Regions from separate parts of the Mus musculus genome. Here region 2 is linked to region 1. A link is a loop called in an ENCODE intact Hi-C map of the cell type or tissue named here. Cell type or tissue: left cerebral cortex. All regions are shown on one strand. Links, peaks and the distances in the headings refer to the core of each region. The heading gives the core; the rest is flanking DNA.

Region 1 (16,444 bases), core at 4,854-12,853:
AGCTGGATTCGTGGAAAGATAATGTGTAAATTTGGTTCTGTCATGGAATACTTTTGTTTCTCCATCTAAGGTAATTGAAAGTTTGGCTGGGTATAGTAGCATTGGCTGGAATTTGTGTTCCCTTAGTGTCTGTATAACATCTGTCCAGGCTCTTCTGGCTTTCATAGTCTCTGGAAAAATATGGTGTAATTCTGATAGGCTTGCCTTTATATGTTACTTGACATTTTCCCTTACTGCTTTTAATATTCTCTCTTTATTTAGTGCATTTGTTGTTCTGATTATTATGTGTCAGGAGGAATTACTTTTCTGGTCCAGTCTATTTGGAGTTCTGTAGGCTTCTTGTATGTTCATGGGCAAGTCGTTCTTTAGGTTTGGGAAGTTTTCTTCTATAATTTTGTTGAAGATATTTGCCTGCCCTTTAAGTTGAAAATCTTCATTCTCATCAACTCCTATTATCCGTAGGTTTGGTCTTCTCATTGTGTCCTGGATATCCTGGATGCTTTGATTTAGGATCTTTTTGCGTTTTGTATTATCTTTGATTGTTGTGCCGATGTTCTCTATGGAATGTTCTGCACCTGAGATTCCCTTTTCCATCTCTTGTATTCTGTTGCTGATACTCACGGCTATGGTTCCAGATTTCTTTCCTAGGGTTTCTATCTCCAGCATTGCCTCACTTTGGGTTTTCTTTATTGTGTCTACTTCCCTTTTTAGGTCTTGGATGGTTTTATTCAATTCCATTACCTGTTTGGTCATGTTTTCCTGCAATTCTTTTTTTTTTTTTTCCATTTTTTATTTGGTATTTAACTCATTTACATTTCCAATGCTATACCAAAAGTCCCCCATATCCACCCACCCCCACTCCCCTGCCCACCCACTCCCCCTTTTTGGCCCTGGTGTTCCCCTGTACTGGGGCATATAAAGTTTGCAAGTCCAATGGGCCTCTCTTTCCAGTGATGGCCGACTAGGCCATCTTTTGGTATATATGCAGCTAGAGTCAAGATTTCCTGCAATTCTTTAAGGGATTTTTGTGCTTCCTCTTTAAGGTCTTCTTCCTGTTTATCAGTGTTCTCCTGTATTTCTTTAAGTGAGTTATTAAAGTCCCTCTTGATGTCCATCATCATTAGATATGCTTTTAAATCCAGGTCTAGCTTTCTGAATGTGTTGGGGTGCCCCTGACTGGGCAAGGTTGGAGTGCTGGGTTCTGATGATGCTGAGTGGCCTTGGTTTCTGTTAGTAAGATTCTTATGTTTGCCTTTCACCATCTGGTAATCTCTGGAGTTAGTTGTTATAGTTGTTTCTGGTTAGAGTTTGTTTCTCTCGTGATTCTGTTAGCCTCTATCAGCAGACCTGGGAGACTAGATCTCTCCTCTGAGTTTCAGTGGTCAGAGCACTCTCTGCAGGCAAGCTCTCCTCTTACAGGGAAGGTGCACAGATATCTGGCGTTCAGACCTCCCTCCTGGCCGAAGATGAAGGCCCAAAACAGGACCTGTCCCAGAAGCTGTGTTGCTTCGGCCTGTCACTGAAGCTGTTAGCTTCTGTAGTCCACACTCTCACCTGCACAGACTAGTCTGGGAGGGATCAGGGAACCAAGATGGCTCCCCCAGGTGCTCCTGCAAAGCCCTCCCAGGCTGGGTGGACACCTAACACCTGGCAGGGAAAGTGCCTGGATGTCTGGAGCCTGAAAAGGGGGCTGTCTCAGAAGCTCTATGGCTCCCGCCTGTCCCAGAAGCTGTTAGCTTCTGTAGTCCACACTCTCACCTGTGAGACTAGTTTCGGTGTAGTCCTGGAACCAAGATCCTGACTTCTTTCAAATGTAGAGAAAATACCTTTGAAGTATTAGAATCATTTCGAAAGTTCTAAATAGAGAAACCTTGTTTGAAGGCCTTGAGCTCATGGTATAAGACCCATGTCTTAGCAACCACAGTGCTGCCCCAATGTGCACTCCTGTTCCACCTCCATCATATATTTTCTTACATGATGGAATTATTGTAAGAGCTAGATGATAAGCAAAAACAACAGAAGAACAGCCACAGTAAAGGCCATCTCAGAATGAGCAAGATTTTAGCAACTCTTCTCCTCAGGAAGCAACAGATTTGGAGAGAGGTAAGTTACACAAACAAACAAACAAACAAACAAGCAAACAAACAAAATTGTGTCATACCTGAGAAGGCTACAGCTGAGGCCAGGCTAAGAGCACCTGGATAGCTGATAGATTTGAGATGACATAATGTCCCACATCAGGGACTGGAGGATCAGAGCATCTTGCCATTAATAAGCATCGCACCTGGTGCATCAGCAGGCTGAAATTCTGTGTGTAGGTGTAGGGTACAGATTATTGGAAAAATCTCAGAAATCAGACCTTTGAGACAGGCGTGAGGTTAAGATGCCAATCTACATTTGCCAGTGACACCCAGCACAGTGTCACTAGATTCTGCAGAAGCAGGTGTGGTTCCCATACCAAGGGAAGAGAGACTTGAAGCATGAAGCCAAAGTTAGAACTTGGGGAGCCCTGTATTCATGGAAATGGAAAAAAATACACTGACAAAGATAAGAGGGAAGAACCAAATGGTAGTTTTGTGGGGCTACTCTTGAATGCTATGGAAGGTTCCCTACAACTTATCCAAGCTGAACTGTATTTTTCCTTATAATTGATAAAAATTCTTTAAACACATAAAATTTCATATGTATACTGTGAGGTACCAAAATACACACACACACACACACACACCACCACCACCACCACCACCATCATCATCATCATCATTACCTCAAACATTTATAATTTTATGGTTAAACATTAAAAAATATAGAATCCTTTCTTCTAGACACTTTTTAAACTATCAAAACATTATTATAAAGAGCAACAGCACAATGGAAATTCTTATCTTTCCCTAATGTAGTAGTACTACCACCAAATTTTCTCCCTTTCCTTCTTTTGTATCCTTCCAGTCTCTGACAGTTGCTATTTACACTCAACAGCCCAGATATGAGGTGCACTGGATCTCCATGAATGACATCAAATGACACATATCTTGAGAGCCCGGTATATTTTACTTAACATAATGACCCTCATTTAGCCCAACTTGTTACAAAGGACAGGATCACAGTATAATATTCAATCACACATATGTACCAAATTTTTCTCTGTTCATCAGTTCAGAGAAACTCAGCTTGATTTGGTTTTGGCTGTTCTGAATGGATAGTGCTGAAATGGCCCTGAGTGTACAGAAATCTGTTAAACATATCGATTGCATCAATTCTTTATGTATGTCAAATAATATAGTTATTGCTTCTTGTGATGGTTCTAATTTGAGTTATCTGGATGCTTTCAATGCTGTTTTTTTTCATAAGAGTCGCCCTAATTTAAATTCTCACCAAGAATGTGCCAAGTTCCTCTTTCTCCATTATTGACAGTATTTACTATCTTATGCTTTTGATAATAGCTGTTCTGGTTAAAGGAGCTTATTCACTTTCATGACTAAGTATGTTGAACCCCTTCCAATATTCTTTCACATTCAATGATTTTGTGAAATTGATGTTGGATTATATTTCAGTTCCTTATATATTCTGGATATTATGTATAGTTCCCTTTAACACTTAGCACGTCAAAACTCATTCAAGTGTAAAACTATCTCTCTTGTCTTCAATTGTCTAGCTTGAATGACAGAAAGTAGAGCTGGAGATGTGGAAATGCCTCACCATACCAGACTTTCTTTCTTGCTGAGTCAGTAGTGATTTCTGACTCCTACTGAGACGAACTTCACATCAGTCTGGAGGAACCGACCTAGGGTGATTTTATCCCAGCTGTATGGGGCTGGTGTCTAAAGATTGCCATGTCTCATCTGCATGCAGAAGACTCTGCATGCAAAGTTTTCAGAAGGACTCTCTGTTGACTTGAAAGCATGCCTGGGTATAGCTCTCTTATGTGTTAACCATTGGTTGCTTTTCCAATGATCTGATCAGATTTCTTTTTTCATGAATTTTCTCCTACATTCAGTCCGGTGACCAGAAAACAAAACTTGTCCCAGATCAATCATATCCCTGAAAGAATAAGATTTTTGTCTTTGAGAAACACTCATCATTCTTTCAAACTCAAGCAACGGGCAGTTCTATCTCCTGTTGAAGCAGGGGCTGGCCCACCTCTGCTAGTCTGTTTGGTTTCCCCAGGACAGAATCAGAGTACCTACCACTTTATTCTGCAGAATAATCTTCCCAGGCTTCAGGACAGAAGGTGAACAAGTGACTAAAACTCTGGATCAGACAAGTTAGGACGGGAGAATACTTGGATTATCTTGATTAAGAAGAAACATGTGTGTCCTTGCTGTAAACCAAAAGTCACTGTTCTATATTAGGAATATCTTCACTTTGGTTGCTTATGCATTCCCCTACCTCATAGGACTATCCAGATGTCCCCTACCTCATAGGACTACCCAGATGTTTGTTGACTGAACTGGTCACAGTAAAAGCAGTCCACTTCACTTCATTTTCTCCAAATGGAGACATGCTGAAAGAGTTGAATAAACCTCTTCTAAAGCACTGGTCTTTGCTAGATGGCTCACTTGCCACTGAGCATCACATGTAGCCTAACACACACCAGACTCTTGTTTATAGAATGCGTGAGTTCAGACTGGGAATTATTAGATATTATACAATGTTTCTGCTTGAGAGTGTTGACTTATGACCATAGCTTTAAATCTATCTCAAGTTTCTGCCTTCATATTCTATATTGGCCAATGTGGTAAGGTTCACATGCCATGGTAATTGTTTATACTCACATGCAATATGTACTCATTTTGTTATAAGTTCTGCTGGTCTACAAATTTCTTCAAGATTCCCAATGAGTAGTAATTGTTTTGGTCTTGAACCTATTTTTAATTTATCTTCCATGAATATATTTTATCTCTGTGAAAATGTAATAGCATTTAATATGGTGAAATTTACTTATGCATTTTATGAGTGCAACTTATGTGTTATTTTCTTGGATCTCAGACATTTGAATAAAAACTGAAGATTTCATTCATGTACAATAAGTTATTTCATTTCCAAAGCTATGAGTAGTGTCAGTACCCTTCCCCCATTTCAAGTATAGATACCAAAAGATCATAATATATTTGTCTCAAAATTGACGAATATCTGGTCTTACTTAACTGATGGAAATTGTTGTTCTTAAAATATCTATAGAGAGGCACTTTTAAATTCTAATTTTGACGGTATGCATAATAATGTACTAACAAAGTCAAAGTCAATAGAATCTCATGCTTTCATTATAAGTGATTTGTTCATGTATAGATAAACAAAATTGTATATTATATGTAAGATATTTATCATATGTTATTGTCATATATACTTAGGTATACACACACACACACACACACACACACACACACACACACACACATATATATATATATATACACACACACACATACCTAAAGGAGTTGAAAATGATTTAACTAATATGCCTAGCTGTGTGCATTCATTAAAAAAAGCTCTTTCAACAATGTATATCAGTTTATAGAAATGGAAAAGTAGAAGGGGAAAAAAGGGATAAAGGGAAAGACTGAGAGAGAGCAATTTGTCCATATGATTTAGCATTTTATCACTGAGTGCATGCCATGTGTGTTCTTTTGTGACTGGGTTACCTCATTCAGGAAGATATTTTCTTGTTCTATCTATTTGCCTAAGAATGCCATGAATTCATCGTTTTTAATAGCTGAGTAGTACTCCATTGTGTAAATGTACTACATTTTTGTATCCATTCCTCTGTTGAAGTACTTCTGAGTTCTTTCCACCTGAGGCCCTTGGTCTGGTGAAGTTTCAATGCCACAGTGTAGGGGAATGTGAGGGCAGGGAGGCAGGAGTGGGTGGGTGGGTAGGTGGGGGTATAGCCTCATAGAAGCAGGAGGATGGAGGATGTGATAGGGGGTTTCTGAGGTGGGGAATGGGGAAAGGGGATAGCATTTGAAATGTAAATAAAGAAAATATCCGATAATAATAATGTAGAGATGTAGCTTTGTATTTCCTGACACTTCAGCTCTACTCAGCTAGATGTTTGGTAGGAAGACTTCTGTGCTAATGACTAAAACTCTGTCAGTATGCCAACTATTGAAATTCTGCAAACAAAAAAGAGCAAAACCAATAAGCAACACCAGTTTGCTCATCTGCAGCGTAGAGAGTGTCCTCCAGACTGGAAGTACCACAGACAGACAGGCTTTATATGTAGTGCATTGTGCTTCAGAAAGTCTCAGCCACTGCTTCCATGTAATGAGCCCCATTTCCATGCTACAAGATTTAAATGTTAGAAATGAATTCAAACTTACCAGGTATTATCTACAGAGAGTGTGTCAGTGCTTATGAAGTCAATGCAGGAATTTGCACTCAGGTGTATGTCTAACTTTCTAGATGATGAATCTACAAACATTTGAGAACCCAATAAAGTTTTTTTCAGAAGTTATTAACTATATTCATGGATTTTGTTTTTGTTTTCTTATATGGAGATATAGCAATATATTTTAGGCAATGACCTAAAATGTGGCAAATATAGGGACAAAATAGTGATCATTTTTATTTGATATGCAATATTATTTCTATGTTCTTATGTACTAACATGACAACTGCACTTCTATATCATTAAATACACACAGAGAGAATTTATAAAAAAATTAAAAAAAAACAACTGAACATGCTTATTTCCATGACAAAAGCATAGTGAGAGTATTTCTGAAGTCTCTTTCATGACCTAATAACAAGTGAGTGTTTATTCACTACCAACAAAACAAATGAGAGACCTATGATGTCACTAGACTCCAGTTTGATTTTGAGCAAATCACCAAGGTTACAGTTGAAAATGGTGCTTTGCCTCCCTGGCAATAACGAGCAAGTTGCTTGGACTTCTACATGGACTTTTTGGATAGAACAGTATCAATTGTTCTACAAACTCTTTTTCCATTGTTTAAATATATACTTCTGGAGGTACATTTTAGGGGAAGTGACCCAACTAAAGAAGCTCAGATGACATAGAGAGAAGTTACAGCAGTGTTCAACTCTGGCCAAGTTTGTAAAAATCATATAAAAATTTCCACCCATCTGGATTCCATCTAGTCTCCTTTCCAAAATATCACTAGTATTTCCACCTTTTGATCTTGCTATTTAGGCTGTGGAAGGAGGGAAGGGGTAGAAATCAAAGAACAGGGAGGATGAAGGGACACAGTGAACAGGGGGTTTATTTAATTTGAGCATTTAAGCATCCAGCATACTATTTGTGCCTGAGCTGGGCTTGCCAGCTTATTTATGTTAGTGAATAAGTGCACAGCCCCATAGTCCGAGCCACGAGGAAATTCTTAAACTGGAATTAAACAGAAATCAACCCGTAGGGCTAAAAGCATTTCACATTTTGCTCCAGAAGACCACAGCACCTTCAGGGATTTGTTAAGGTCTTCAGATACTATTTTTACTAGAATTTTCCAGGACCAGGAAGGTATGTTGTCAAAAGGTTTTTATACCATTTTGGAAATCCCAAATATTTTCGATTTTGGAATTTGATTTTATTTTCCTAATTAAAGAGATTTGTTTTAAAGCAGGTGTGTGGAGAGCATTTTCCAAGGAGGAGTGGATGTCAGCTTTTGGTTTGTTGGCCTTTACCTAAAAGAAGCACACTGCATTTTAGGGTTCTAAGAAATCCCAGAGACTGTCAAGATCATTATTTTTTTGTTTCAAGTTGGCTCATCTAGGTCAGAAATGGATAGGATACAGAAGCAAGAGTCTAAATCAGTCAAGAAAGGAGTTGTTTTTTGGGTTTTTTTTTTTGTTGTTGTTGTTTTTTAAAATAGGAGCACCCTGCCCTCTAATAACATGGAGAACCATTTATCCCTTCAGAGTGAAGCACTTCTGAGACAAGGCTGTCTGCACTGCACAAGCAGGGAAAGGCTTGTCAAACAGAGCTGAAAGAAAGTGGTCCCTGCTCAGAGCCATACCCCAACATTGGCAGATGTGAGAAATTCTGAAATGAATCAAGAATGAATGTTGTAATTCCATAAGTTTAGATGAAATTGTCAAATTCATGCCTTTGGAAGAAGGAATATAATGATTATATAATTATAGTTTGTATCTAGCAGTTTTAAAACAGTTAAATGGGATTTTATCATTGATCAACCAGCAGGTATTTATTGACTACTTAATATGTGGCAGACGCTTAATAAGATAATTAAACTTAAGATCATGTGATTTCTCTCTAGTATCCTGTTCTCATTGGCTAGGCTGAGCTGCCTTTGATCTATTGGTCTATCATTGTGATAGATATTGCATGCTTCTGTAACAATGGGAATATATCTGTCTCCTCTATTAGATTGTATGGTAAACAGAAGAGCCAAGACTGGCTAGTTTACAAATTATGGTAACAGAATACATAGGATCTAGCACACAGTTTACTTAATACTCAAATTTTGCTTGTTAGAGGATTTGATAAAACTATATCATTAATATTACACTTCTTACTTGTTGACAAATTGGAACAGGAAATAAAATGGGTGGAGATGAGAGAGGTTAGCTGCCTTTGGTTTATTACAGAAAGTGGTAAGTTAGTATAGGCATAGACACTTGCACATGACACCCTCCCGACTCACACAGGCAAACTTACTGCACACACATGCCACCCTCTACAGATCACTGAGATCAATATGCTCCCAAAAGACTAGTTTTTGTACTTTCTACAGTTCTACTGTGCCAATTATATGATTAGTGTGAAAACAACTAACTCTCTACAATATGGACTTCTAATGAGCAGTGACAATTTCCACATTACTCATTGACTAAAGCCTACCTAATTTGGCTGACATACTTATGGAATGTAAAAGCAATGGTGTGTGGCAAAAATATAATTGTTTCCCATTGTTCTATGAACAAATCCTGTGTCTCCTTTTGAAATTATGCTTAGATGGGAATTAAGATGGGAAATCCTAACTCCTCTTGGAAACATGATTTCTCTCTGGTATTTTAGCAGGCAACATGAGTCAAAATTTAACAAATGGCTTCAATTCTGGCTTTGTAATTGAATATGCTTGAGGTATCATGGCCTCTTGGAACCTCAACTCTCTCTCTCACATCTATAAAGTGACAGTCATAATGTCCACCCCTTTTTCCATCCAGAGCTATTACTCATGAGATGCTATCTGGCACACTCAGATTCTAGATACATTCAAGGGATACTTTCATTATTATGTATATGATAACCATAGTAATCATGACACTAGAACTGAGCTCAGCTCTGGACAGTACATCCACTTAATTACAAAGTCTTTCCTGAGGAATAATAGTTCTTAAAGTTCAAGACTCTGACACTGTATCTGATACATCCTTAAATCAGAGAAAGGATACACTGATGGTCCCTGAAAAGTTACTGGCATATTTATGTGCTTGCCTAGAAACATCTGGATTCTCTAAAATTAGAATCTTGATGAAAGATTCCTGATGTGTTGTCAGATTATTCAGTAAGCAATTTCATGAAGCTTAGCAGACACCGGTTGAATGCCTAGTATGGCCAGATATTATTTGAAGTCACAGAGATTTACAGAGCTGGTCATGTTTCCTGTCCTCAGAGAGCTCTCAGTCTATGAGAAGATGCATTTATGGTGTACAAAATGCAGTCTGCGCAATTATTACAAAACTACAGCTGCATTACAGGAGGCAGACTAGAGAGACCAGATGCTTTCTTGATGAGCGGGATGCCCAATTTGAATACTCGTGATTAACCAGGCAAAATGAATGTGAAGCAAAAGTGCTTCCAAGAAGGGCGAATGGCATGAGTGACAGCGGAAACTAGGAGCAAAAATACAAAACCAAACAAAACCAAGCAAACACAAAAGCAAACAACAGCAAAAAAGCCAACCAACCAACCAACCAAAACAAAATCACAACCCCCACCAAAACCCTCAAAACAATCCCCCCAAAAACAACAAAAAACCAAACAAAACAATACAAAAAAAACCTGAGACTGGAGAAGAATGGGGGACAGAAGGCCATGTCCATGCAGAGGCCTTGGCAGAGAACAGCTAAGGAAACAGGGAAGGCCCACTGTGAGATGTGGATTTGAAGCAATATCCTGGTTATGTGTGTGTTAATTGAAGAATAGTTGTTCTCGAAGCAGGCATCTTCTTCATGCTGCATTTTCTTAGGAAATGGAGCCCAGCAGAAGCCTTCTGCAATTAAAGAAAGCCTGGCAGTCTGCTGTGTTTTCTTCTTCTACTCTGGGGCAGGCCATTCTTTGGGAAAAATACTTTTTTTTTTAACCAGTCTCAGCCTGGGAGTATCACTCGTTCACCTTTGTGTCTCTCTATTGGGTGGTTTGTGTCTCTGTGTGAGGTGACTTTTGAGCCCCATGACAAACAACTGAGAGAAACAATGTAAAGCAGGACAAGAATGAGTACCTTGGCTCACAAATTTCATTGGCTGTTGAGTGGTTTCATTGTTTCTAGGCCAGTACTGAGATCAAGCATCACAAGGAGAAGCAACAGGCACTGTGCAGTTGCTCACCTCATTGATCTGAGAAACACTGAGGGTGTGAAGAAGAGATAGGCAAAAGACAGAGAGAGAGAGAGAGAGAGAGAGAGAGAGAGAGAGAGAGAGAGAGAGAAGAAGAAGAAGAAGGAGGAGGAGGAGGAGGAGGAGGAGGAGAAGGAGGAGAAGCAGGAGGAGAAGGAGGAGAAAAAAGAAAGAAGAAAGAAGAAAGAAGAAAGAAGAAAGAAGAAAGAAGAAGAAGAAGAAGAAGAATAAAGAAGAAGAGAAGAAGAAGAAGAAGAAGAAGAAGAAGAAGAAGAAGAAGAAGAAGAAGAAGAAGAAGAAGAAGAAGAAAAGAAGAAGAAGAAGAAAGAGAGAGGTACTAGCCAGGGACAAGATACAGCTTCTAGGGCATACCTCGCCATCTCCAACTTCCTCTAAACTGCCCACACTTTCTGCAATACCCAGCACCTTTAAATAGTATATTCATTTCTGTGACAACCAATGGATGAATGCATCGATGAGACCAGAGTTTTCATGATCCAGTCCTGTCCCAATCACCTCTTGACTCAGCTGCATGAGACACCAAGATTTTAATCCAGACCTCTCAGGGGGATACTTCAGATCCAGACCCCCTCACCTTCCACAGGGTTTATATTTGTGACACAGAAAAATCCAGCAGTTCCCATAATCTGCATGAAATGTGAATTTGTCTCTTCAACACATTCTATTCTTAGCACCCAACATTCATAACACTCTGACCCATGCATGTTTGGAACATGTACAGAAATGTTTGCTTATTGGCTAAGTGAATGCAATGGCAAGTCATAAGCTGGCAAGCCCCTTTTGTTGTGTTTCTGAGGGAAAAAACTCTCTCTGCCTTTGGAGTGATTAATTAAAAATAGAAAAAGCCAAAGGCTGCTACTTCTGTTTGCTGCTTTCTGCCACAAATGTCCCCACAGGTATTGAACACAGAACTATCTACAATCCAAATCAGGAGAAAGAAAAAGTAAACAAAAGACTTTAGAGTAGGAGACAGTTTAGTGAAAATATTTAGATATCATTGAGTGTATTTTAAATCGTCATTTAATAAAATCAAGACACTTTGAGGCAGTTATCTAAATTGTGTTTTGTATTAAATTTGAGGTTGGTTCAAATGAAAGATGGAAGGAGGACATTAGGGAGGATGTAAAAGAGAATCCCTCAGACAGCTATGCATTCCTCGGTACTCAGAGCACTGTGCAGAAAAACATTCTTTATTTTTGACCAATCATATAGTTCTCTTGGACCCCAAGTTTTCAATGGCTTGCTAATTTTAGGATCGTTTTCCCCTCCCCTTTCCCTCCTTCCTAGCCTCCCTCCCTCTTTTTCTTCCTCCCTTCTTGGTTATTTTTTCAGGGGAGGAGCTGCACTGCAGGGAAAAGGCATCTGAGGAGGGAATATATCTGAGGAGGAATTCTTTTCAGGTCCACGAGATGATTCAAAAACTGAACAGAATGGTGACAACCTCCGGATTTAAAACCACAGTGCAGCTCTCTCCCTGTAGGCTGGGGACATACAAAGTGCTCTGTTAGCCTTAGCCACTCCATACTTGTCTAATTGTCAATCACCTCTCTGTATTCTTGTAGTGTATTTTTGCTGGGTGGAACTTGGATGACTCTTCTCCATGTTAATGATGGTTTCATCATTACTATGTCCGAGAAGCAGAGATTTCAGGGAATGAAGAAGTTTGGTGATTTCCTCTCATGAAATTAATTTACCTTTTTAATGCTATTTTTCCTTGAATCTTCAACGTTGGAAAAATTGTGTGTAAATATATGTGTGAGCACATGTGTGTTGATCTATGGACTGAACTGAGGACATGTTGCACATGTTAGGCAAGCGTTCTACCACTGACTTCTGCCATTACCCTTCATTTTAGGGCTTTGTTCTGAGACAGGATCTTATTCTGTTACCCTGGCTGGTCTGGAAATCACCACTTTGCCCAGGCTGACCTCAAACTTGTGTCAGTCTTCCTATCTCGGTCTTTTGAAAGCTGGTATTACAGGCCATGCCACCAGATTCAAATTCCCAACATTTTAACAGAAAACACTCAGATAGCATCATCTCTTTGTAGTACTGGAGAAATGAAAAGGTCAGTTATGGCAAGTGGAAGGTTCAGCATGGCAGTATGAGGATGGCTGTGATGGTTTGTATATTCTTGGGCCAGGGAGTGGCACTGTTTGGAGGTGTGGCCTTGTTGGAATACGTGTGACCTAGTAGGAGTAGGTGTGTCACTGTGGGTGTGGGCTTAAGATCCTCATCCTACTTGCCTGGAAGTCAGTCTTCCACTAGCAGCCTTTGGATGAAGATGTAGAACTCTCAGCTCTGCCTGCACCATGCTTGCCTGGATGCTGCCATGCTCCCACCTGGATGATAATGGACTGAACCTCTGAACCTATAATCTAGCCCCAATTAAATGCTGTTTTTCTAAGACTTGCCTTGGTCATGGTGTCTGTTCACAGCAGTAAAACCCTAAGACAATGGCCCATGGAAAAGAACACTTTCTTGCCCTGTAGCTTCTCTTCAAATTCAGAGAAATGTCTGCAGTAGACTATACAAATGGCTCCAGATAGCTTTCTAAGAGTCTTTTTATTTTATTACCATTGAATTTATATCATCGTCGATGTTGTAGTCTATTGGGTCTTAACTCAGTCAACTATGCTAAAATAAAAATAATATCTCTAAAACACTTCTATTAGACTAGGAGTGATGGGAAACTTCATGTATACCTTTTCATATTACAAAATGTGCTGTAGATCGTGTTGTTTCTTCCTAAAATTAGATACTAGTGGATGATGAGGTGTTGAAATGGAGGTCTGAGCAGTTAAGAATTTTGCCTGAAGTACAACTCTGGCAAGTTGCTGTGTGGTACCTCTGACCCTCCCATCCTCCCCGGCATCAGCATCCATGAGGGACTCAGTGCACTTTGTTATCTGCTGCCACTTCTGCTCTTACTCAAGAAAACTCTCAAGGGCTTCTGGGACACAAAGAACATGAGTGCTCAGGAGAGGGCTTCAAAGCTCACATTTTTTGTCGATAGTATGGTAATATGAAACAGCCAATGATATAGTATTCTAATTTTATTCTCTACTGCATACATTTGGGCAGACTTTCCTCATATCCAAGTCTCCAATTTTTCACTTTTCAAAAGGAGAGGCAGCCGAGAGAGCGGCCGTGAGAAATACGCACAGCTCAGCAGGAAGAGCCTGGTGTTTGCCATGCCAAGAAACAAAGACCCAGGAAAGGCAACACTCAGTTCTCCAGCAGCCTTTGTCATCTGAGAGGTGCACTTTGTGTTTTCTATCAATTATTAAAGTATGTGGCAATATATGGACTTTACAACAAATTTTCAGATTAATTGATACAAAAGCAGGAGAAATAAATGTCTGAATAAGTAATTTTCTTTCATTTATGTTAACTAACCATTTATTTCTTTTTTTAAAGATAAGTTAATTTCATTGTTTAAGAAGTTTATCCATGCATATAATGCATTTGAATCAAAGCCATTCACCCCACTCCTGCTCCCTAATTCCTTCCCTATTCCCTCATCCCATTTCCTTCCCAGTTTCATGTGCTTTGTTTTAAAACTGAGTCTGTTTAAGCTCTGCCTGCATGGGCATGGACGTGGAGATCATTTATCGGAGAACGTGGCCTCTCCTAGTTCATCACATCCCCGGTGAATCTAACTCCATTCAACCTCCACCCATCAATTGCCAGTAGCTTCATGAGTTCTCCCCTCTTCCATGATGAGATTTTACCGAACTTGATCTTGCCCAGCTGCCCATCTCCTGTGTATGCAGTCCTAGCTGCTGTGAGTTTGTGTGTGCATTGTCCCTGTTATGCCTGGCAAATACTGTTTTGTTGTAGAGCTCTACTATATCATTTCAGTGTTAGGACTGAGCCAAGTGTATGATCTTACTGAAGCCATTCCTTGGCTATGTACCTGCTGTAAGGTTCTGTATAGACCTTTTAATAACGAATTCAGAGCTTCTCCAAGTAGCTGAGCACTCTTGAAAGATGGTTCCAGCTTGTATCTGGAGTCACACTGTGAATTAAGCAACTGTCCTCATAAGCCAGGGCACTGAGCCTCAAGTCAAGCATGTGATGGTCCATCTGCTGCGCTAAGCAACGGTCAATGGACACTTACCCAGGGGAGTCATTTAGATTTAACCAGGAGACCTCACTTTCACTGGATAGTCAGGCTGGAGCCACAGAGTGTTTGCTTAAGTAACCAAAGAATAATAAAAATAAAACTCTGAAATGGAGGTAAAGAAGTATATTGGGGTCATTTTCAACGTATATCAAAATAGCTTGGAAGCAGGAAGTGTTAAGAGGGATATTATTAGGAGATACGGTTAAGAACTGAATAGCACTCTGGATTCTAACCACATGTATCATTGATGTTCTCAACACTTTCTTACCCTGCACCAGCTGGGGATGTAGACCTGTTTCTTTTTTTTAGTATTTGAGAGGAACACGGGAAAGAATGGTGATATTTTAAAAGGGTCGTTACCAGAAAGTTCCTGGAAAGAAAAGTCCAGTTCTACCTGTGTCATTCTTTTAACTAGAATTCATTCTAGACCTAAGGGAAAAGGAAGTCTAGATGCCTCCTTTGTGTGCCAACTATGCCAAGTGGCCCTATGTATAGATCTAAGTAGAAGCATCAGAAGTACTCATGATCCCATCAATAAACTCAGAACAACTTTTACTTGAAAAGGCTACTTTACAGCCATGCACAGTAATTAACCCTGAAGAGTTCCAGGTTGAATTATTGACTATCCTTGCAAGTTTGTTGTTTGTTTGTTTAATCAACATTACTTTTGGAGCAGCTTCAGGCCCAAAGTAGAACTATTCAGAAAGTAGGTTAATTGTGAGGTTCCTGATTCAAGCATGTAGCGCTGTCTATGCTGTGAATATTCCACACAGACAGTGCATTTGCTAAAATCAATGAACCTGAATTGACACATCTCCATCACGCATGCTCCACACTCTCAAAATAAAAATCAGAAGCAGTGTCTTAATGGGTCTCCTCCTCCTAGTGCTTTAAGAATGCTATTGACAATGTGAAAAGCCAGGAGTAGGCTTCCCTTAGTGATGTTTAGAAACATATGTGCATTGGTGCTCTAAGGTGCATTTTTCATGTAGACACTTAAGAAACTGTCCTACTGGGTTTACCTGTAAGCTTTTGTCTCAGGCACATTTTTATTATTCTATTCCAAAGAACTAGAGCCTAATATCTGCTAAGCTTCCTCAGCTTTAATGATCTGAAAATAATCTAAGTTAATTTCCAGAGGGAAGAGATTGTGAAAAGAGCTGCATTTGCTTGGGAAGATGTCAGGCTCTCTGAAAGCAGTCTGACTAAACATAGGTTAATGGTATAAATGACAGAGTTGAGCAAGACATAATTGAGGGGGCCTGTTTCCTTCCTCTCAGAAGCGCCATGAGCCATTGGCACAGGGACAAAGTGGGTGAGCTCACCCTGTCATGTGGAATTGTTTTCTTTGTGGCCGTTAAGTTAGTTGTCCTTAGATACAGTAGCATTACAAAATTAATCAATCAGTTATTGTTAGAATCCATTAATTCACTTTTTAATGTAGTAATCTTATGAGCATAAACTGTTTTCAATAACTGAATCATTAGTGTGGAAGACAATATTTATTCTTTGTTTGATTATAGATCGTCAAAGTATGTGAAGAAAGCATGTTGATTAATCAGTTGTTCTATAATCCAAATCACATGTATGCATATGTGCATCTTCAGATGTTCTAGCCCAAGTTTAAGGTAGATTGCTTCATTTTGATGATATGAAGCAAAAAAAGTGACTTCTTTCATAATCAGTCTTTTGTTTTGTCAGACTATGTGGAGCTATCACTTTAGAGCAGATAACCTGTGTCAGCCTTCCATTTCAAAT
Region 2 (16,444 bases), core at 4,941-12,940, 210 kb after region 1:
GAAATCACTTCGATATGCACAAAAGTTTGTAAATTGCAATTTGACCCCATTGTATGAATTTCAATAGTCATCTGAAACATTAAAAGAACCCATTCAAAATAATTATGTGGATTCTAAATTGTGCACTCAAAATGCTGTGTTCAGTACAATGTGGTCATAGGACAAGAATATTTGCCATAAAAATGAGGAGAAAAGTTGAAAGCAGTTATCAAGAAAATTGTCAATTTTAAGATACAGGTAAGGGAATTTTACTTCTTTAAAGGGAGTAAAAATATATAAAAGACAAAAACAATGTCATTATATAGATATAGTAGATATAAAATTAGACTTCCTTGTGTGTAAAGCTGTGTGGAAATCTTTTGGGATAGAGAAATAAATGTCATTCCACATTAAAATGAAACAAATGCCTTATTTGGGCAAGACAGCATACATAATTTAATTAGGTGCCCTAATATTCTGGAAAATGCCATGAAAGGGCTGCTCAGATATGAGTAGCAATTCTGAGTTTTGGAGGCGCTTTAACTAAACAGTGTGTGCTCTTGATGCACACAGCACAATCTCCTTATGGAAGCAAAGTATTAGTATGATTTCTATTCCTTCATCTTACAAAACATGACAGGCACAGGAGCAAATGTGTGTGAAAGCTGAGAGGCAGAGATGGAGTTAGGTAAACCTCCTATCAGTGATATGAGCACACCAATGTCTCCAGGGATCTGAAAATGCTAAGGGATTCAAGGGTTATGGCTCTGAGGCACTAGGATGGAAGGACAACAGTTCTAGCCATTGAGACTTTGCATTGGGGACGAGGTGTTTGATCTTCTTCATGGGTGTTAGCAAATAAGAAGAGTGGCCTGTCATTCTCTGCAAAGCTCTGGATACTTGTGCGAAGCCCCCTTTAAAGGTGGAAGTCAGAATCAATTGAAGAACAATAGTACACTGGAGTTGCCCTCTCCTCTTAGGGAGTTGTTATGACCTTAAATCAGGGAGACAATCTGGTTGTGAAGTGATGAATGACATAGACAGAGTGAAAACACTGATTGAAAAACTGATCTGAGGACCTTAATGAACATCAGACAGTTCACAGGCACCAGAGAACATAAAACATCAAAGGGTCACAGTCATAAGAAATATGCTTAGAGCTATATTCCAGACAGCTGTGGTATTAGAGTTGGCTGGATTTGTTTCTCATAAACATGAGAGATCTTTTTTTTAGGATAGCCTCATCTACACAGTATACTATACAGAATAATTATATACATACATATATATACACATTTTTATATGTATATACACACACACACATACATACACATATATTATACATCTACTATACTAAACCTAGGAATTAAAATTGCTTGCCATTTTACATACATTGCTCCAGTGTCTTTTGTCACATCTTATTATCTCTTCCAATAATATAAGAAAAGAACATTATTCTCAGTTTCTGTTTTCTCTTTTGATGATGCTGGTAAATAGTACATTCTCAAAAACCATTTCTGACTGACTGGTTCAGTCTTACCATGCATATTACAAATAAAAATTATTTAAAACTCATATGGTGTCTTTGACAAAGATTAGATAATATGTATCAGGTTTTTTTTTTCAAGAATGTTTACTGACACTAAAGAAGTCAATTGTCTTTTTATATTAAAATTGCACCTTAACTATTTCTCGAGTCACTGAGACCCATTTACTTACGGTATGAAGGCCTTTCCTTCCTTTGCACCTTACTCTGAACCCAAGCCTCTTAGTTATAATTTTCCATTCTTAACAAAGAAATTGGATTAATTGACTTTTTGGCCAAGGCTCATAGCTAGACCACGGAGGACTGTTGCCTGAGAAATTCTGCAATAGGGTTTGCTTCCCCGCTCAATTTATTTATGTATTTATTCACTTTACATCCCGATCACAGCTCCCTCCTTTCTCTCCTCCCAGTCCCACTCTTCTTCCCTTCCTCCATTTCCTCTTTCCGTTGTCCTGTGAGAAAGGAAGACCCCCATGGATACCAACCTGTCCTGGCATATCAACTTTCAGCAGTACTGGGTGCATCCTAGCCTACTGAGGCCAGACAAGGCAGACCAGCTAGGGGGACGGTATCCAAAGGTAAGCAAGAGAGTTAGAGTCAGTCCTCTATTCAATTGTTAGGGAACCCACATGGGGACCATGCTGCACATCTGTTACATATATGTAAGGGGCCCAAGTCCACCCCATGCATGCTTTCTGGTTGGTGGTTCAGTCTTTGTGAGCCCCCATGATCCCAGATCAGTTGACTCTGTAGGTCTTCTTGTGGTGTTCTTGACCCCTCTGGTTCCCTCAATCTTCTACTCTTCCACAAGACCCCACTCTCCACAGCTCTGCCTCTTGTTCAGCTGTGGGTTTCAGTATCTGTTTCCTTCAGTTGCTTGGTGGAACCTGTCAGAGGCCAGTTATGGTAGGCTCCTGTCTGCAAGCAGAGTATCATTAATAGTGTCAGGGGTTGGGTCTCTCTCATGGGATGGGTCTCACTTTGGGTCAGTCATTAGTTGGCTACCCACAATGGGGATTTTAGAAGACAGATCTAGAAGGATCCAATAGATCTAGTCAGTGTTAGCTGATCAAGGGGTATTGAACCAGTTGAGATAAAATATGCTCCTCTCAGGATGACTGAAACGCTGTACCTTGCTGCAGTGCAAGTAACCAGCCTGACGCCCTTTATAGTTTTAAAGGGTGGAGTTTTATTTGATCACACATTGTAACCTAAAGAATTGTCCTGTGACATCAGCACTCAAGTTTTAGATCCTTCCATGATTCCATTTTACTCTCCTCCCATGCAGACTTGAGACTCAGGTACTAGCACACTTCCCACCTGACTGTGTCTCTGAGGTGTTTCCATAGCTCTTCGTCCTCTGGACCACTCCCTAATGGCAGTGGTTAAATAAAATACTTTCAAAACAGCACTCATCTCCTGAGGCAGGAAAATGGAAGAGTTTTCACTTTCTTCACCATCACTACTTTTAAAGACAATTTAACTCAAAAAAAGGAAATGACTATGACACAGTGGCTTTTTTTTTTTTTTTAATGTGGAGGATTGGGGAATGCTTTTCCCTTTTCAAACCTTTGAATTAAGTTTTTCATTCCCTCCTTTATGTATTATTCTGATAAATGCTAACCAGGGATTTTCTCCTGCTTTTAAGACAAATGTTAAAACACATTTTCTGTCTACTGTTTGCACTGCTTATAGTGAAGCTTTACATTTTTAAGCTTCACTCGTAGAACTTCTCTCCTTAAATTATTAATCCAATTTGGTTTAAATTTTCATAAGTTATTAAAGTAGATTCCATGTGAATAGCTGGTTTTCAGATTTGGTGAGTCCTAATTCAAGACAGTGCTAATGTGTAGCCTTTGGGTATTAACTTTCTTTAAGTAATGGATAAAATAATTTCTCTCATCCAAGACGAAATGTGGACAGCAGATGCTTTTCCTGGGCCTTAATTAATTATCTCAACATTAGACCACCCAAGAGCTGGAAGTGAAGTTAGAGTTGACTGTATAGATGGATCTCAGAACTACAGTGCTGTCTGCTAAGCTGAACACTTTTGAACACTTTTCGTAATGAAAACTTCGATAAATACTTGCTGTGGCCAGGATGGCATGAATTTATCCAGGTTAAGAAATTCAAGTCACAGAATAAAACTGTCCCTTATGTCTTCTGATGTGTTTCACTTTTTTTGGGGGGTGTGGTCAGTAGCTAACTTGTTTAAAGTTAGTTGACTGTTAGATGCTAGCTACTATTAAACAAAAGGTCAAGTCAGCTGCTGTCGAGGTTTCAGGAATATTTTCTAAAACAAATAAAAAATGTAAGACAAACCTTTGTCAAATAAGAACCCTAAATGTTAAAAAAAAAAAATTCAGTAGAACTTTCCATGAGTATACTCAACTCGTAAGTAGTGTTTATAATATTTCAGCCTTGCCATGCCATTGTGTCACAAACACATGGGCATTCTTAGACACCGAGGATCTGGACCATCATAATCAACTGTACCTGTCCTGTCAGAAGAAGCACATGTGCCCAGCGATGGCAGTGAAGAAGTACTGCATAGTGTTAACTTAAGGATTATGAAAGAATTTTACTCTTGCCATTTTTTCTCCCTGAGTGTCCCATTGCCTTTAATTTCCCTGCTGGCTACACAGACGGATGGTTTATCTTCTCTCATTGTACCTACCTGGAAGGGCTCTGTCTAGGAGGACAATGATCCTAGGGATTGTTATTAACCTATCAAGTCCAGAACAACACTACAGAAATGTTTCAGAGAAGCAGCAGGTTAATTTCAAGTTTTGTTTAGGAAAAAATGATAATACCACACAAAAGATTAAAAGCACACACAAAGCAAGCCCAAGGTATCAATATTTGAGAAAGAAAGAAACAACTCAAGAGTTCAAAAAAAAAAATGTGACCACGACTGAAGTTGAAGCAGGATAACCTGGAATAGACAAATGGAGTAGCCAGCACATTGCATGGCTGCATGTTGGGGTTGTGTGGGGAGGAGAGCAGCTGAGTTTTATAGATTCAGTTTGCTGGTATGTGAAGAATGAACGGGTGCAGCTTTCTGGGTCCAGTTCAGAGGTATCTTTTGAAGTTAAGTGAGTGAATGAGATGCCATTTTCTGTCCTTTGAGAGCAAGTTGTGGTACAACAAGGAACGAGGGCGACAGCTGAAAAAGAGGGGAAGCTAAATAAATGGAAAGGTTTAGAGGCTAACTCTCCTTGGGACAACTACCCCATGGCCCTCACGGTGCTGGTTTTTAATGTTATGTCCTAATATAAATGTCAGGGCTTTGTGCATGAAGAAAGCCAGTTAACCAGAGGCATCAACATCACTCAGGACTTTTACTATGAAGAATCTAAGGCATACTTCAGACTATTATAAAAACAGGCAGCATTTTAACATGACCTCAAGATCTCCATGGACACAATGATTTGAAGCATTTCTGTAAGTGAATATCAAAGCATGTTGTATTGACAAGTGAGGATCAAACTCCCGTAAAATAATTATTCTTTTGTCTAAAACTAAGTGTGTTATTAATCTGATGAAGCAATGATGTCACTTTGTGTTGGTTAACTTAATTCTAAACAGAGGATCTGTCTCTGTAGCTGCTCTTCTATAATCAAAGGAAAACAGGAAATAAACTTTGCCTCTAAATCAGCTGAGGGTTTGGAACTGAAAGATTAACATACCAGTTGGTCAAATTGCTTATTTTCTCTATTCTACCTGGTGCCAAAACAGCCACATGAAAATGAAAAATCAAAATATTGAGTTATTGGCTTTGCCCTGAATAAACCATGTGTATATTTGGCTAACTTTCATTGTCTAAATTATTTAACTTTTGCTTACTTGTAAGAAATGTCGTCTTAGTACTCCAGAGAAAATAACAAGCCTAGAAAAGTTAAAAGCATTTATATATTTCAAGGTAAAAAAATAAATCTATGTTTCCCCCAAATATTTGTCTTTTAGCATTTAACAGAAAGGAAGAGGCTTTGTATGTAGTGTGCTTGGCTCATCTCGCTGTGATCTGGCCACACTTCCCACTGTGTGCTTATTGTAAATTCAGAGTGGCTGAGAAACTTCCTGTTCAGATAGCTCATTTTCATCTGATCCCAATTTTCCCACCCAAGACTCAGACCACCCATGACAAGCAAAGAAAATTACTACCAAGAGCTAATTTTGTAATGAAAGCAATTTGAACGTAAATGTGTGAAAGGCAGAAACTTCCATGAATCTTTTCCTTTGGAATGAAAGTTTAAAGCCATAATTCAGTTCTTAATCAAGTAAGTTATTTGCATGTGTAAAACACTGCGTATTCTGTCCTTACTGTAGCCTTAAATGTTGGGGTGCAGAGACATAAATCTGCTTCCATGTTGTAATTTCTAGATGTCATAGAATTTTCCAGGTTTTAGTTTTCCTGTATTAATTGGGTAATGCTTATACGTCTGCCTTGATTGTTTGATATTAGATAAATAGGAGATGAATGTAAAAGGGCTTTGAGATGTAGTGACTCTGGTATAAATATAATAAACTATTACTGAAAAGTGTGGTTACTTGGAGACATTTTAGGATTCACAACACGTTTTGTATCAGGCTTATTTGGTGGCATGTAACTTAGTATGTCTAATTCTGCCATCAAAAACTTTCATTTTCAAATAGATTTCTGTCTGCACTTTGGAAGCAAAAATTATTGCCTTGAACACACATATTTTTATAAGACTAAAACTTTTTAAAATGCTTATCTGAGTACATTTCAAAAGTACATCCATATGACTTTGAAATTTTGAGAACAACACATCATCATGAAATGAACTTATTGGTGTTATTTCTATTTTCATTGCTACCAATAGAAAAAGGGGTGGAGTTTCCATATGGCTGGGGACAAGATGAGATATAGTCCTAACCAAAATGCATAATTCAGAACACTCATCTGGAATGGGACAGAGCAAGTCAAGAGATGTGTAATACTGGGAGGCTAGTTATCTAGATACGAAGATGTCTGTCGAAGAAAGATTGGATCTTAATTCCATGTCACCCTGGCTCTCTGGTAGACACTGATACTCTCATTGAGATATTGTAAAATTCAGGGAAGAGCCAGTCACTTTGATGTTGAAAGTGTTGTGTTCATGGGATTGAGACATCCAAAGGAAAGGATGTTGTGTGGTCTACAAGATCTACAATTTCAGTGTGTGGTAAATGGAAACCACTCTTCAGTATCACACTGTAATTGACAGTTCTGGGGTGAAGGGGGAACAGCTATTCCTCTTCATCAGATCCTGCAGTAAGTCTGCTTCAATGCAGCATTCATAAGTGCCATCTGTCCGTATGCTAAAATCTGTGGAGTGAAAACTAAAGTCATACAGGAGACTACAAAAAACATATCTGTAAAGAAACCAGAGGAAACACAGTGCATGAAATGAACGACAACAAAAAAAATCCTTAGAGATAAAGAAAAAAAAAGTATACAGGACAAAAAAGGGAAGAATACTTCCAATGACAAGAAGCAGTGAGCTTTAAAATATTTCAGAGAGGATGACTTATTTGGAAGATTGAAATTTATAGGTGAGGTTTAGTAGCACAGAGGCATTTAATTGCCCTCTCTGAAAGAGTGCAAGGGGTAATGGCTGCCCCCTGACTTTCCCAGCTTGAGATGGACCCTTTGACTCCTGTTTTGAACATTTCTAGGGCTTGTTGTCCTACTAAGCATTGCATTCAAACATTTGGACCAGTAATAGTGGCCGGAACAACACTCTAGAAAACTCCAGGCTCCTGTGGCCATAAGCTACAGTTTGAACCTTTTGCAGGGCTCAGATGTAAATGTGGTTCCACAGTTGTCCTTAACCTGTGTTTCCAGTCCCTTATGGGCCACTTACCTGAATCTGAACCTAGCTTACATTGAATAGTGAATATCCCATAGCTATGCATAGATATTCAAATACGTTAGTTACACCAGGAAGGAAATAATCAAGGCAAATGATGCTGTGGACACCTTGGGAGAACTCCGGTGCTGTCTCTATAGACGAATAAGAGTTGTACATGTAAATGAATGAGTGCCACAGGGCACGAGCTACCAGCTACAGGACCTGGAGTAGCTTGAAGCTCATTTCCTCATCTATGAAATGTGAGCAACAGCCAACAACTTCAGGGCAACCCAAAGTTGGTTTTTTTAAGGGTGTGGCTGCTGGTAGATCAACTGTGCTCCAGTGGATGGCCCCATACCAGTGAATAAACTGGACTATGTGGCTTGTTTAAGGAGAGAAAACAACAGAAAGAGATACAAATGATGGGGGTAGACTGCTGAGGAGTTAGGTGGGGGACGAGAGAGTAAATATGATCAAATTATATCCTAAGAATTTCTCAAAATATTAATAAAATATAAGCAAAAAGCTAATGAAGTTACTGTTGTGAAGATGGACTAAAGATGTGAAGTCTTGTTACATCCGTGACATAAAGTAAGGCTCCCTTAAATAACGTAACTATTCATAGAGACATAAATAATGGGGTAAGATCCAAAAGATGCCATTGTAGGAAAGTGTGAGTTTCTCGTAGAGAAATGCAAGTAGTAAAAGAGACTGGGTTATCCTAAAGACTGACTACATATAAGAGTGACTGGCTCTTTGGCGGTATTGTCAGCAAGGGCAGGATGATGTTGCAGCAAGATTGCTTTCATTTGGTTTAACTCGGCATTAGTGTTACAAGGCAGCCATTATTTGTCAGGCATGCTTCGGTATTGAGAGAGTGGGATTCGATGATTTTATGGGACCTTAAGCTTTAAGTCTTGACAAATATCTCAGGTGTTTTAAGAACCCTGGTGTGTAAATATCCCCCTGGATAACTGGAAAATACAGTTTGTCTCCAAGTTTTATGGACATTTTATGTTGCTTAAAGAGGTAATTAAAGATGGAATTTGAGGGAGAAGAGTGTATTTCCTCATCCACGTTAGCTGACTTAGTTTGAGTTTCTCATTTAATTTCCCTGGCATTTTGCTTTTTTGATATTTTCAGCGTTACTTTCCCCTTGGTTTTCTACAGAATGAGCTAACGACTCAAAAAAAAAAAAAAAACCTTAATTCTGTTGCCGGTGTCACTCATGAATAATTCAGTATGTTGGTTTAGAACTGCACTAAAACCTTCTTAGTTTTTAAAATAAAATCAGAAAACTTATCATTGGAAGTCCTTGATCCTGGTGCTCCTCAGCCTGACAAATTCTGCAAAGGGATGCAATGATAATCTATTTCTATCATCACTGGAGCTGAAGGGAGAGCAGCAACAACAACATTTTTCTTGAAGGCAAATCACACACAAAATTGCAGGTCAAGGGGATGAAAAGGGGGGGGGGATCTTGCAAAAGCTGAGTTTCTCACCCCCTCCCACAGTCTCTGGGAGGGTGACTTCAGTGACTCCTAACTGATCTGTCACTGTGAAATCCTACAGTCATTCTTCCACACATAAAGGACAAATAGGCAGGAGAGGAGGATCTAAATGCTTTCAGTTTTAACTCTTCACCAATAGTGGAAAAGGCAGAATGCCTAAGCTATGGTTCTGTGGCCAATAGGATGGCGGCGTGTCTCTCACATGACTGCCTGCCCCTGCCTTTCGCATGGGCTCTAATTTAGTTCAATTCAGAACTGCAGATAGTACGGTGGAGCAGGGATGCCTGAGCACAAGTAGCGAGTTCCGAGTGACTTTAGGAAATGCTTCCCCCCCTTCCTGGGCATGCAAACAAGACTCTGCACCTGCACCGCAGTTTGTTCCGGAGAGAAGCCTCGGCTTCGCCCTGCAGGGACGAGGAACTAGAGCAAGAAGCAGCATTTGAAAATTGTAAGTATACATTTCTTTCCGTCAAGTGCGCTGATTAAAATAGTTTTCTGCCAGAAGCCCCAAATACTCGAAGATTTGCCAGGGAATCCTTTTATGCGTAGTTTGAAAGGTAGCCAAAGGGCAGGGAACTGTACCGGGGAGCATTTGTTGCATGCTTTCTTCTGTGAAAGATAAAGAATTAAAAAGAAAAGTAAGGCTTTCTGAAGAGTAGCTGTAGGAGACTCCGCACTGGGACACTGCTCCAGCATGCTGCTTTGTTCATAGGGAAAAAAAATGAAGGCACACACATGTGTACTTAGTTCTCTTCTTTTCGCTCTTTATGTCTAATCAGATTTGATTTGTCCCCAGGAAAAATAAAAGGCAAACTTTGCTGACTCCACTGGCTAGGGCACCCCACACTTTCCAGACATCTGACAGTTATTATAATTAGCCATGAAAGACTGCTAAAGACACTTGGAGGCAAAATAGCTCTTAAATCTGAACAATGGCTTCAAGCCAGGGCTTTCTTTTGATTCATTTTTGAAGTGTTTTAAATTTTACAATAATGACAGAGACTGAACTGTTTTTTGTTTGTTTTTTTTTTTGTTTTTTTTTTTGTTTGTTTTTTGTTTTTTTTTTTTTGTCCACAAAATGTGAAACGAGGTCCGGGCACGAGTGACGGCAGCTGAAAGTGGCCAGTGTGGAGAAGGAAAAGACAGCTTTCTGTCTTAGGAGCCAGGCCTCCATATAAAGATTTTTTTAAAATTCCTAATAGGGTGGGGTGAGGATGTGGGGGGTGGGGAGGAAGCATGCCGAAGCTTCTTCATAGAAGAATCCTCAAAGAATAAAATAATTTAGAATGTCTTCCTGCGGGAGGAGGCAAGGCTATAGCTAACATCTAAGTTGTATTTATGGTAAGATTTTTTTTTGATGGAGTTTTAAACAGAAGTGACATTCAAAGCAGCATTTAAAAAAAAAAAAAACAATTGGAAACAAATGGTAGAAATTGTTCCTGTTACTGCTTTCTTTTCATAGTCAACTAGGGTAATCCAGCAATGCTGGATTGTGTCTTTCCTTCTAGAATCATCTAAATCCTTAAAAAGTTATGTTTGGTCTCATAAGAAATGAAACTGCAAATCAGATCAGTGTGATTATGACTGATGAAGATTCTGAACAACAAAGACTCTGACAGAAAGAGAGTTTATAAGAACACACTGCCCTCCCCATTTTTAAAAGAGAATATTAACTCCATCAATTATTGAAAGGAATTATTCAGAGGCTCCAGACAGAACTAATTACGGCTTAGAGAGGTGCCAGAGCCGAGCCGGTGCTGTAATTATGAAAGTCCAAGACATTAGGAATCATTTTTTTTTAAAGGAGGCTTGAGCACAGAATTTCACATAATCTTTTAAAAATACACCAGTTTTTCTTTGTCTGCTCTCTCATGTTATCTACACCTCCCCCACTGCCGCCCACTGTGCGCTGAGACACCTGAAGGCTAGACATAATGATCAACAGAGCTCCAGCCTGTCTGGACTCCAGCCAGGTCCCCCCCCCCCCCACCCCCCTTCTACAATCAAGGAGCTTGCACGCAATGCATGCCGAGCCTTTCCACCACTATGTGCAGATCCGGGATGGAAGTCGTACACATACTGCGGAAAGATTAAAGACAACAATATCCCCTTTCTCCTACCCTAGACAGACTCAATTTTTAACCCTTTCATTGCCTTTAAAACCGAGATGTCTCAAGCACTCGAAGGCAGGTCTCCAGGGACACTGCAACTCCTGCACCATTTCGCATAGAAGCACACGCCTCATTTGGTGTGGAAATCCCATCTCCACGGATCCTGGCAGAATATTTGAGGATTTACAGTGTGTTAACTAAACGAAACAGAATTCACTGGTGTGGGGAATGCATTTTTGAACAAACTTAAGCTATATAAGATCGGGGTGGGGGGGAAGTCTGAGGTCTGTGGGAAGGTTCTTACAAGCCTTGCTGAGAGGGCTGCAGAGGGTTTCTGAGGCTGCAGTTCTGTAAGCATCGTTCTTTTTGCCTCTGTGTCTTTTTCTCATTCTCTGTCTCCCACACACTTAAGGCGCACACATGAGCCAGAAAAACACATCACTCTATCACAACGAAGCCAGGTTAGTTGGTGATGTCATCACAGATAAAATTTTGCCTTTGTGGGCAACATTTTCAATCACCTAGACGCCAGCGTCTGCTGGGTGTGTGCCCATAGGAAGTTCAAGTGTTTGCGGGGTTAACCAACAGACATAGGAAAGCAGTCTTTTATTCAGAGTTCTCTCTCTCTCTCTCTCTCTCTCTCTCTCTCTCTCTCTCTCTCTCTCTCAGATGTGTTTACGGGGCAGTATGGGTGTGCTTATCATGATATAGTCATGTAGCCAGAGTTCTGTGCTTCTAGTACGCCTTATTAACATGCTGATTATACATGTGGCTAGATTTCAATATGAATAGATGAAATGAAAAGCGTTTTAAAATAATTTGGCTCAAAATTTTACAAAAGTAATAGTCATTATGAATTGGTATTTGTCATTTGCGATTACTTTTAATTGATTTTTACTATTAAAATTCCTCAAGGAAAGAATCATTTATACAAATGATTTTGAAGCGATGCCCATTTTGTGCCTTTGTGCGTATGTCTCTGGATTAGCTGGAACTTGGATTCAGTGTTTGTGCAGTTGTTCACTCTATATTTTTCATCTCTACTTTGGGGGTCTTCCCTAAAGAGTCACCTACCAATCAAGTCCTCAGATCTTTATTAACATACATATGGTATTATTTTATTTTTCTTATGTCGAATGGAAGAAAGATAATTTCTTTTGCCACCCTGTAATTTGAGATAGAGATGGAGAAAAATTCCACATGCATTCTACACCTTATCAAGTTTTTATATGTAACTTATTAATAATGTAGGAATTATGATATGTTTGCTAGCTCAGACATGCCTGGCATTTGATATTCAGTTTTGTAAGCGTTGAAATTCATTCTTTGTACTTCTAATTTAGAAAAGATTTTGAAAGCCTGTGTCTGTGAACAATTGCAGTAAAGGATCAACAGAACAACGGATTTATTTGCCAATGTATTATGTGATTGTTTTAAAGCAAGAGAATAAAAAATTACTGCTTCATTTGATTATTGTCCAGAAAAGCATACAGTTGAAGAATTAACACATTTTGTACTTACAAAAATTATATAAGTTGACTGGTATTTCTGTGGCGTAACACTCCAATGTAAACAAGTAAATAACTTTTTCTAAGGCATGACTTTCTATTTTCGTGTAAAGGTTCCCTCCCAACACACACTGAAGTTCTGGCCTGATGAAAAATAATTTAATTTCTTTCTCCAAGAGAGAAAATGAACAAGCTGTTTTTGATTCCACCCTACTTTCTAAAAGGCAGACCTGACCTGGCCCTCTGGGGATACAGGTTACTAGAAAGGCATCTTTCAAAGACAAGAAGATAATGGACTTGATTGAAATAGCTGGACGACGTAAGGCCAGTTCAAGAACAAATGGTGTTTCAGAACATAACTGTGAGCAAACAATTTCCTATAGTTTGTTCTCCTTACACAATGGTAATGGTTTATTGGAAATAGCAGAACAAACAGGAGATAGATGTACCCAAACAGAAAACAACCCATGTCCTTTCATGTCAGGGATGCATCAAGAGCCTTGGTGATCACAGAATATTCTTACTCCAAGTCTTTTTGTTGTAGATTTTACTGGCTCCTCAGCATCAGCTGAGGGTTGTGACCAGGTGTGGGTGATATTTAACATGCACACTAGAATATAGGATTGTGGTCACAATTTATTTTTGTTATTGTACAAGAGGGTTTGAAACGTAGAGTGTGACTGTACTTTAATACAATGAAACTTGGGTAGCAAGATCCACTGGTTATGATTCTTCTAAGTGAGAATCATGCTCAGGTACTGAGTAAAGTGGGTGAGATATTATTATAGATACTACACACCCTACTACTTTCCTAACTCAAAAACTTCAATCCAAATTTGAAGAACAGAACAATAATTACTACAGAACTAGACTGTGTTTCTGAGCACCCAGTTGATTCCTGAAAGTACACTCTGTGGTCGTAATCTCTCATGAAGAAAAAGATTGTGTTTTTTAAAGCTTACCCTGTAGGTTAAAGGCCTGAAATTATTGTGCACAGATGCCCAAGCAGTGTTCAGAGATGGAAGGAAACTCTGGTCGCAATAGCTAAGAAGGGGAACTGGTTCAGCTGCTCTATGCTCCAAATCTCCTACCTCCACTCTGAACGCGTGCTGAACTCAAGATTAATTGGAATGAATACTATCAAAGTGATTTTTATAACTTACAAAAGAGCCACTGTTTTGTTAGATGCCCTCGTGATGGCAGAGAGTATGGAAAGTGATGGACTGGCCCTCTGCTTGCAACCTACTCAGGCCCAGGGAGACACTGGGGTCAGACCGACTCATGAATCACAGATAGGAAATGAACCAAATGCATATTTGGAAGTTTAAACAGAAACATTTAGGATATATATATATATATATATATATATATATATAAAACAAATAAATGAATTTTGGGTTGATTTTTGGCACATCTTTTAAAACACCAACCCTTAGTTCAGCTGAAATAACTTTTTATACGTATAGCTAAGACCAGATGGCCACACGCTCCTTTCTTATTTAGATGAGACTCTTCCTTTCAATAACATCTTTCTTCCTGACCTGCTTAAAAATTCCAGCGAATGAAATCAGCACAGGATTTTCAATTCTAATTGACCATGTGCAGAGGAAGGGCCGGGACAGAAATCACTAGAGGCATTGTAAGCCTCTGCCTCAGCTCTGGCTTTGTATTTTACCCTTCCTAGCCTATCCAAACTAGCTGAAAATATTGAAAATGTTTAACATTAAATAACTGCATGATTATTCTTTAGTGTAAATTAGTTGATCTGATTCTCTCATTTAATCATAAAAATCCAAAAGAATTGTCATTCACTTACACAGCTTTGTTTTTTAAAAAAGTACCTTAAAATAGTAGCATAACAATTGAATTGAGATAGGAAGATAGAATGTCATATTTATTTTCCCCATTCCTTATGTAAATCATTATTATGTCATATGTATACATGATATTTATTAGTATTATCTGCATGCATTTTCAATTTTATGGAAATATTAATTATCAAGATTTTTTGATATATTGTAAATGAATGATAAGAAATGAAAAATATTTTCCTTGATGTTTATTCATACTTTTTCTAACAATAATACTGGAAATAGAAGATGAGATATGTATGTATATATGTATATACATATGTATATACATAATATATAGTTCAATGAAGTTAGTTATATATGCTTTGAAAGTGGGTATCTACTTTGGTAGGCACCCATAATTTTTTTGTTGTTGTCAAGCTCATTTTAGGGATGTTGTGGTGCTAAGGCTTGAACCCAAGGCCTAACGTGTGCTAAGCACAGATTTGACCACTGAGCTATACTCAGACGCTCTTTTGGATAAATTCTTGACTCAAATCATTATCTTTATATTCATTTTTACAGTTAAAAGTACTATGTTCTAAGTATGTTTTTGGAATGGCAAACTGTGAGATACTGACATTATTTTGACATAAAATCTTAGAAGAAAAGTTGAACTCGTGGTGCACATTTTAAAAGCAGACAGAAATTAAGAAAGTAAATATCAATTATTGGTGCCACTGGAAAATCCTATAGAGGCTTTATAGCAGTGCAGGCCCTGGATTCAAGGTTATACTCATTATTTGGGATGGGGGACAGCCTAGTATGTAACAAATATATTGACAAATATAGAGATTGACAAATAAAGAGATGCTTTGTCATGAGCTACGTTCATGCAAATGTTTGAAAATTTATACATCTTAGGAATGGTAACGTTCATTAGGATTTTTGTGTCAAAATTATACAAATATCAAGATGGACTGCTAGAATTTACAGTTCTGAAAGTTGTGGTCTAAGCCACTAGTACATGAAGTCAATTTTTTACAAACTTTGGGAAAATTAAAGTTCGGATAGCTTACTGTAACTCTCTGTGAGTCAAACTTGTACTTCCATACATGAGACCGAGGACTGTCATCATGTCTTTAAGCATGTGAGCTATTCTCATATTAAATATTTTTCTTATTGACTTAAAATTGGAAAAGCCAATTACAAATATGAGTTCACTGCTCCAATTTGCCCAATTCTGCCTTACCCTGTGTGACTATGTTTAAAATCTTACGAGATCAAAACTATGACCTAACAATAGAAATGAGAGTAAAGTGCCATCTAATGTTTTACTTTATAACTAGCTACAGCTTATCTTTACCATCAGAACCACGGAGTTGATTTAATCATGAATCAGAGCCAGGCTATAGAAAATAATGGAGAATGGGATCACGGGGATTATTAAATTAAATTGGGATTGAAATTCTTCATCATTCATACTAAATAATCAAGAAACAGTTTTAAATAAGGGTGATAGTTCTCAGCTACTTCTATTTTCCTCTTTTCTGTAGTACCATTGGCTACTAAGCAGGTCTTGATTCTGTGAGGGTCAAGGCCGATTAAAAGTATTTAATGCAACAATAACGCCACATCTCATTAAGCTAAGTGAGTGTTAGTAGTTTTCATTTTTGCAAGTTTGTGGTTGAGATTCCCATTCTGATTTTGCTTCATGAATCCTAATTTTCATTTTGGTTAAAAAAAAAAAAGTCCAGGAAAAATTATGGACAGTTACGGAATCTTTGCAGCTGTACAAAATGTCTGCCCTCACGGTGTCCCTTTCCTGTCCTGTGAAACGTAGCAATGACTCTGTGATTGAGATCCAGTGGAAACCCAGGTCCCCCTTCAGCTCTCCCTGGACACTGTTTGTACTGGTTTTCTTGCTTAGGAGCCTTCTCCAGCTTAATCTTTCCTGTACAGTAGACGCCTCCCATCCAGTATGCTGTGCACCCAGCCATTAGTGCTCACTGACAGTTAGCCTCATCTTTCATTGAGAGGCTTATGGATCATACCCATACCAGTCCGCTCTTGTGTTTTCTAATTTTATATCCTTAGCTGTAAAGGAAGTGGTGCTATACGAATAGATGGGAGGATAAATA

What was found. A loop is a pair of places that touch in the nucleus more often than their neighbours do. Peaks named below come from ENCODE experiments on the same cell type or tissue, not always from the same donor. Only the 100,000 strongest peaks of a DNase experiment are listed, where the experiment ranks them.
Region 2: a loop joins it to region 1, with 2.3 times the contacts of the local background. A loop is called at or near these places in 2 of 42 quality-filtered maps.

What each region holds. Positions count from the first base shown.
Region 1 is chr1:137,676,762-137,693,205 of GRCm38, forward strand. No RefSeq gene overlaps it. Among named protein-coding and RNA genes, the nearest start is that of Gm34306, 83 kb to the right of the region's middle. In left cerebral cortex, for the core only: no CTCF peak of the experiment used is centred there; a DNase peak (open chromatin) is centred at 9,656.
Region 2 is chr1:137,889,444-137,905,887 of GRCm38, forward strand. Gm4258 (a long non-coding RNA gene) reads left to right here and starts at 9,024. Exons shown (of 3, transcript XR_003948014.1): 1 at 9,024-9,342; 2 at 9,985-16,444. In left cerebral cortex, for the core only: no CTCF peak of the experiment used is centred there; DNase peaks (open chromatin) are centred at 9,106, 9,602, 10,905, 11,061 and 2 more places; H3K4me3 peaks cover 4,639 bases; H3K27ac peaks cover 4,629 bases.